Regions from separate parts of the Homo sapiens genome. Here region 1 is linked to region 2. The links are chromatin contacts, found by Hi-C or POLR2A ChIA-PET in ENCODE. All regions are on one chromosome and are shown on one strand. Each heading gives the region's core, a stretch centred on a gene start or an enhancer-like site at or near the end of the contact. The rest is flanking DNA. Distances are from core to core; before and after follow the strand shown. Region 1 holds the start of CCL16 (C-C motif chemokine ligand 16). Region 2 holds the start of CCL3 (C-C motif chemokine ligand 3).

What was found. A loop is a pair of places that touch in the nucleus more often than their neighbours do. ChIA-PET counts read pairs that join two places held with the same protein, here RNA polymerase II (POLR2A). Pooled maps may share reads with other maps.
Region 1: a map with no recorded cell type shows a loop between it and region 2 (2.4-fold over the local background). The contact joins the promoter of CCL16 here to the promoter of CCL3 in region 2. A Hi-C loop is called at or near these places in 5 of 37 single-sample maps with no recorded cell type and 5 of 50 pooled maps. POLR2A ChIA-PET finds 5 or more read pairs at or near these places in 4 of 52 experiments (GM12878, H1, activated CD4-positive, alpha-beta T cell and 1 more).

The regions. Positions count from the first base shown.
Region 1 is chr17:35,980,185-35,982,884 of GRCh38, reverse strand. CCL16 (C-C motif chemokine ligand 16) reads left to right here and starts at 1,388. Exons shown (of 3, transcript NM_004590.4): 1 at 1,388-1,540. The coding sequence starts at 1,465. RefSeq lists a silencer at 578-873 and an enhancer at 578-873.
Region 2 is chr17:36,088,708-36,091,407 of GRCh38, reverse strand. It overlaps CCL3 (C-C motif chemokine ligand 3), which reads left to right and starts at 1,265. Exons shown (of 3, transcript NM_002983.3): 1 at 1,265-1,422; 2 at 2,111-2,225; 3 at 2,646-2,700. The coding sequence starts at 1,350. CCL3-AS1 (CCL3 antisense RNA 1) reads right to left here. Exons shown (of 3, transcript NR_186417.1): 3 at 1,546-1,862.

The DNA of each region.
Region 1 (2,700 bases), core at 139-2,638, 110 kb after region 2:
AATCAAGAGGAGGACTATGCTCCAAGAATAAGCTCTCAAACCTATCTTCAGGGCCCAAGGAGGAGCTCTGTGTACTTGGAATAAGAGCTTGCCCAGAGTAGGGATTATGACCACCCTTTCCTGGCCTCCAGCCTTCCACAGATAAGGAAGGGCTTGTGGGCCACATTAAGGGCCATATGGGGGCCTGCATGCCAAAGTCACAACCAGGCTTCTCAGGCCTTGTCACCTCCATAAACAGAGGTCAAGAGGATGCCCCACATACGTACCCTCCCTGCCCTCACAAAAAGCCACAGCTTCACCACCAGGTGAAGCCTTGAACCCACCAGGAGTAACTGCATTATACGGTTTACCTATCTATGAGCAGTCATGCCAAGCAGAAAGCCCCATAAGGATCTGCACAGTCCCTGTTTCTGCCCCTGCCTCCCACTGCCCTCAACACCTGAAACACATCACCTATGCCTCTAAAGCTTGCTGTCCATCAACAGCAAAATCCCTTATATCTTTGATCTCTTCTCTAAATGCAGCTTTCAACATGGAAAAGGGTCCTGAGGCACCTGAAGAGAGAGGAAGCTGTGGGACAGGTCCAGCCAGAGCCCAGGCCAGAGGGGCAGAAGCTGGAGTCCTGGAGCACAGACGCAGGTTGTCAGGTGCACAGAGTTGGAGGGTCCCCTGCTGGTCATGGTTGGCCATGGGGGCACCCAGGAGGGATCAGCGAGCTGGCTACACCTAAAAATCAGTCCAAAGTCCGAGGTCCAAAGAGATAAATAAAAACATTGACAAATAAGTCAAACGGTCCAGCAACAAATGGGGACCCAAGGATCAGGCACATTGTTTTTTTTTTTTTTTGGAGTATTAGCATACACTGTGACAGGAAAGAGTGTGAGCTCAATCATGTGGCCTTGGACTGGGAGAGGGCATTTCCTTCTCAGAGGCAACTAAGCCCTACCTTTGCCTCAGTCTGGGCTCTGTAATCCTGCTTTGTGCTCATCTCCCCAAGACTGATCACCTGGGGGAAGCTGGGGTGGTTCAACCCTGCCTGCCCTTCCCCAACATACAGATGGTGGCAGGTAACATGGTGAAATCAAACAGATCTGGTTTTTCATCCGCCTATCCACCCAGGTGACCTTGGACAATTTATTTAGCCTCTAGGCCTCAGTAGTCCCAGGGAAGTAATAATCGCTATTCACTATTTTAAGGATTATATAAGATAGGGCATGTAAGGTAGCTGACACACATTCGCCCATTTCTTCACGTGAATTCAGATTCTACTGAATTCAGCTCTGCACCAAGTCCCATCCTCTGCTGCCCTCTGTTTCAGCAAACACTGAGGCCTGTTGTTTCTCCTCCTCTACCGGCTCTGATGCGGTCAAGGTCCAGAGAGCTGAGTAGTTGGCAAGCGGACCACCAGCAACAGACAACATCTTCATTCGGCTCTCCCTGAAGCTGTACTGCCTCGCTGAGAGGATGAAGGTCTCCGAGGCTGCCCTGTCTCTCCTTGTCCTCATCCTTATCATTACTTCGGCTTCTCGCAGCCAGCCAAGTGAGTCCACTTGTCTCTGTAGGGCAGGAACGAGAAAGGGGGATGGAGCAGCTGGCAGGGAGGTAGTGCCAAGGGCGCTGTCGGGTCTCTGGCCTCATAAGACCCTGTGGGCTCTCCCCACCTTCATGCATAGCTTCTGACCTCCAATTCTCCCCTTTGTAAGTAGAGCTGGGGTTGGTCCGGATCTTTCTGGGGTAAGTAGTTCCAGGAAACTGGGTCACCATTTCCTCAGGAGTCCCAAGCGTGGTGAGCAGGAATGATCATTCAGGAGGAGAGGCCAAGAAAGCAGCAGAAAATGCAACAAGAAGTGCATGCAATGAAAGGGAGGGGGAGGCACGCGGATGAGAAAGAAAAGTGGCAGGTGCCCTGGAAGAATGAGTGGCGAGAGGAAGGAAGGTTCAAACAATCATGTGGGTCTAAGTCCAGGAATTGGGAGTCTGAACCGAGAGAGCCCTTCCTCAACATGGCTGGCACAGGTTGCTGGGACTATCAGACAACCAAAATGAGTCCCAGTGGAATGGCTGCTTGGGAATCTATGGTCCCCTTCTCCATCCCCCAGCCTATGACTAAATAAAATCTGCAGAAAAGAGGAAAGGGGTTGAAAGGTTTTGGAGCTGTGGGGAAAGGGAGAATTGGGGCCTATGGAGGAGGGGGTTTGTTTTGCCCCTCCGTATCTCCTCCCTCTATCATTGTTTACGAGGACCTGGTGACGGGGGTGGGGAGGACAAAGACGTGTACCTGCCCTAGGCTGCCCCAGCCATTCTTTTCGCTTTTGTTTTTTTGTTTGTTTGCTTGTTGTGTTTTGTTTTGTTTTGTTTTGTTTGTGATGGAGTTTCGCTCTTGTTGCCCAGGTTGGAGCGCAGTGTCGCGATCTCGGCTCACCACAACCTCCGCCTCCCGAGTTCAAGTGATTCTCCTGCCTCAGCCTCCTGAGTAGCTGGGATCACAGGCACACACCACCACGCCCAGCTAATTTTTGTATTTTTAGTAGAGACGGGGTTTCACCATGTTGGTCAGGCTGGTCTCAAACTCCTGACCTCGTGATCTGCCCACCTCGGCCTCCCAAAGTGCTAGGATTACAGGTATGAGCCACCATGCCTGGCCTCTTTTCTCTCTTAAGGTCACCCTGGCATGTAGTCTGGCCTGACTCTGCCTGTGTA
Region 2 (2,700 bases), core at 16-2,515:
CAGAAACTTCAGCATATTTATCAATAATTTCTTTCAGATTAAACAACTGACAACAACCTATTTTTCAACCAGTGATGTTGGAAATGTTTTTTTAAAAATTAGTTTATAAATTTGTGGGCTGACCAAGAAGGTAATAAAGTCTAACTAAGTAAAATGAGAAAAATTCAGAAAAAGAAAAAAATAAGAAAATAAATCACCCAGGGACCTATCACACAAATATAAGAACTATTCATTCTTTAAGGCATGTATTTCCAAGCCTTTGTATTTTTTTCCATGCTTAGGGTTGGCAAGGAATATATATATATTTGTACAAATATATATGTGTATATGTACAAATACATGTATATATAGTACAAATATATATATATATTTGTACAATTCTTCAGACTTTGTAGAATTTGTATAATGTCGTATCTTGCTTTTTTTAACCACTGATGTTATAAGCATATTTATGCCACTTCATTCATTTTAGAGACTTAATAATAAATGATCTAGTGGATAATTTATCATTCCCTGATGGAGAAAAATTTAGCTTTGTTTATTTTAGAGTTATAAACGATGCTGGGTCAGGTATCTTTATGTTTGAAGATGGCTCCATATTTGGGTTGTTTCCACAGAACTCTTTCCTAGAAATGCTTTTTCTAGGTTAATGGCTACAGATATTTCTAGGCACCTGACATATTGACACCCACCTCTAAAGTATTTTTATGATCCACAACTAGCGTTTAACACAGCGCCCTAGTCACTACATGACTAATAAATAGACAAATGACTGAAACATGACCTCATGCTTTCTATTCCTCCAGCTTTCATTCAGTTCTTTGCCTCTGGGAGGAGGAAGGGTTGTGCAGCCCTCCACAGCATCAGCCCATCAACCCTATCCCTGTGGTTATAGCAGCTGAGGAAGCAGAATTGCAGCTCTGTGGGAAGGAATGGGGCTGGAGAGTTCATGCACAGACCAGTTCTTATGAGAAGGGACTGACTAAGAATAGCCTTGGGTTGACATATACCCCTCTTCACACTCACAGGAGAAACCATTTCCCTATGAAACTATAACAAGTCATGAGTTGAGAGCTGAGAGTTAGAGAATAGCTCAAAGATGCTATTCTTGGATATCCTGAGCCCCTGTGGTCACCAGGGACCCTGAGTTGTGCAACTTAGCATGACAGCATCACTACGCTTAAAAATTTCCCTCCTCACCCCCAGATTCCATTTCCCCATCCGCCAGGGCTGCCTATAAAGAGGAGAGCTGGTTTCAGACTTCAGAAGGACACGGGCAGCAGACAGTGGTCAGTCCTTTCTTGGCTCTGCTGACACTCGAGCCCACATTCCGTCACCTGCTCAGAATCATGCAGGTCTCCACTGCTGCCCTTGCTGTCCTCCTCTGCACCATGGCTCTCTGCAACCAGTTCTCTGCATCACGTGAGTCTGAGTTTCGTTGTGGGTATCACCACTCTCTGGCCATGGTTAGACCACATCAATCTTTTCTTGTGGCCTAAAAGCCCCCAAGAGAAAAGAGAACTTCTTAAAGGGCTGCCAAACATCTTGGTCTTTCTCTTTAAGACTTTTATTTTTATCTCTAGAAGGGGTCTTAGCCCCCTAGTCTCCAGGTATGAGAATCTAGGCAGGGGCAGGGGAGTTACAGTCCCTTTTACAGATAGAAAAACAGGGTTCGAAACGAATCAGTTAGCAAGAGGCAGAATCCAGGGCTGCTTACTTCCCAGTGGGGTATGTTGTTCACTCTCCAGCTCACTCTAGGTCTCCCAGGAGCTCTGTCCCTTGGATGTCTTATGAGAGATGTCCAAGGCTTCTCTTGGGTTGGGGTATGACTTCTTGAACCAGACAAAATTCCCTGAAGAGAACTGAGATAAGAGAACAGTCCGTTCAGGTATCTGGATCACACAGAGAAACAGAGAACCCACTATGAAGAGTCAAGGAGAAAGAAGGATACAGACAGAAACAAAGAGACATTTCTCAGCAAAAATGCCCAAATGCCTTCCAGTCACTTGGTCTGAGCAAGCCTGCCTTCCTCAACTGCTCGGGGATCAGAAGCTGCCTGGCCTTTTCTTCTGAGCTGTGACTCGGGCTCATTCTCTTCCTTTCTCCACAGTTGCTGCTGACACGCCGACCGCCTGCTGCTTCAGCTACACCTCCCGGCAGATTCCACAGAATTTCATAGCTGACTACTTTGAGACGAGCAGCCAGTGCTCCAAGCCCGGTGTCATGTAAGTGCCAGTCTTCCTGCTCACCTCTATGGAGGTAGGGAGGGTCAGGGTTGGGGCAGAGACAGGCCAGAAGGCTATCCTGGAAAGGCCCAGCCTTCAGGAGCCTATCGGGGATACAGGACGCAGGGCTCCGAGGTGTGACCTGACTTGGAGCTGGAGTGAGGCATGTGTTACAGAGTCAGGAAGGGCTGCCCCAGCCCAGAGGAAAGGGACAGGAAGAAGGAGGCAGCGGGACACTCTGAGGGCCACCCCTACTGAGTCACTGAGAGAAGCTCTCTAGACAGAGATAGGCAGGGGGCCCCTGAAAGAGGAGCAAGCCCTGAGCTGCCCAGGACAGAGAGCAGAATGGTGGGGCCATGGTGGGCCCAGGATTCCCCTGCTGGATTCCCCAGTGCTTAACTCTTCCTCCCTTCTCCACAGCTTCCTAACCAAGCGAAGCCGGCAGGTCTGTGCTGACCCCAGTGAGGAGTGGGTC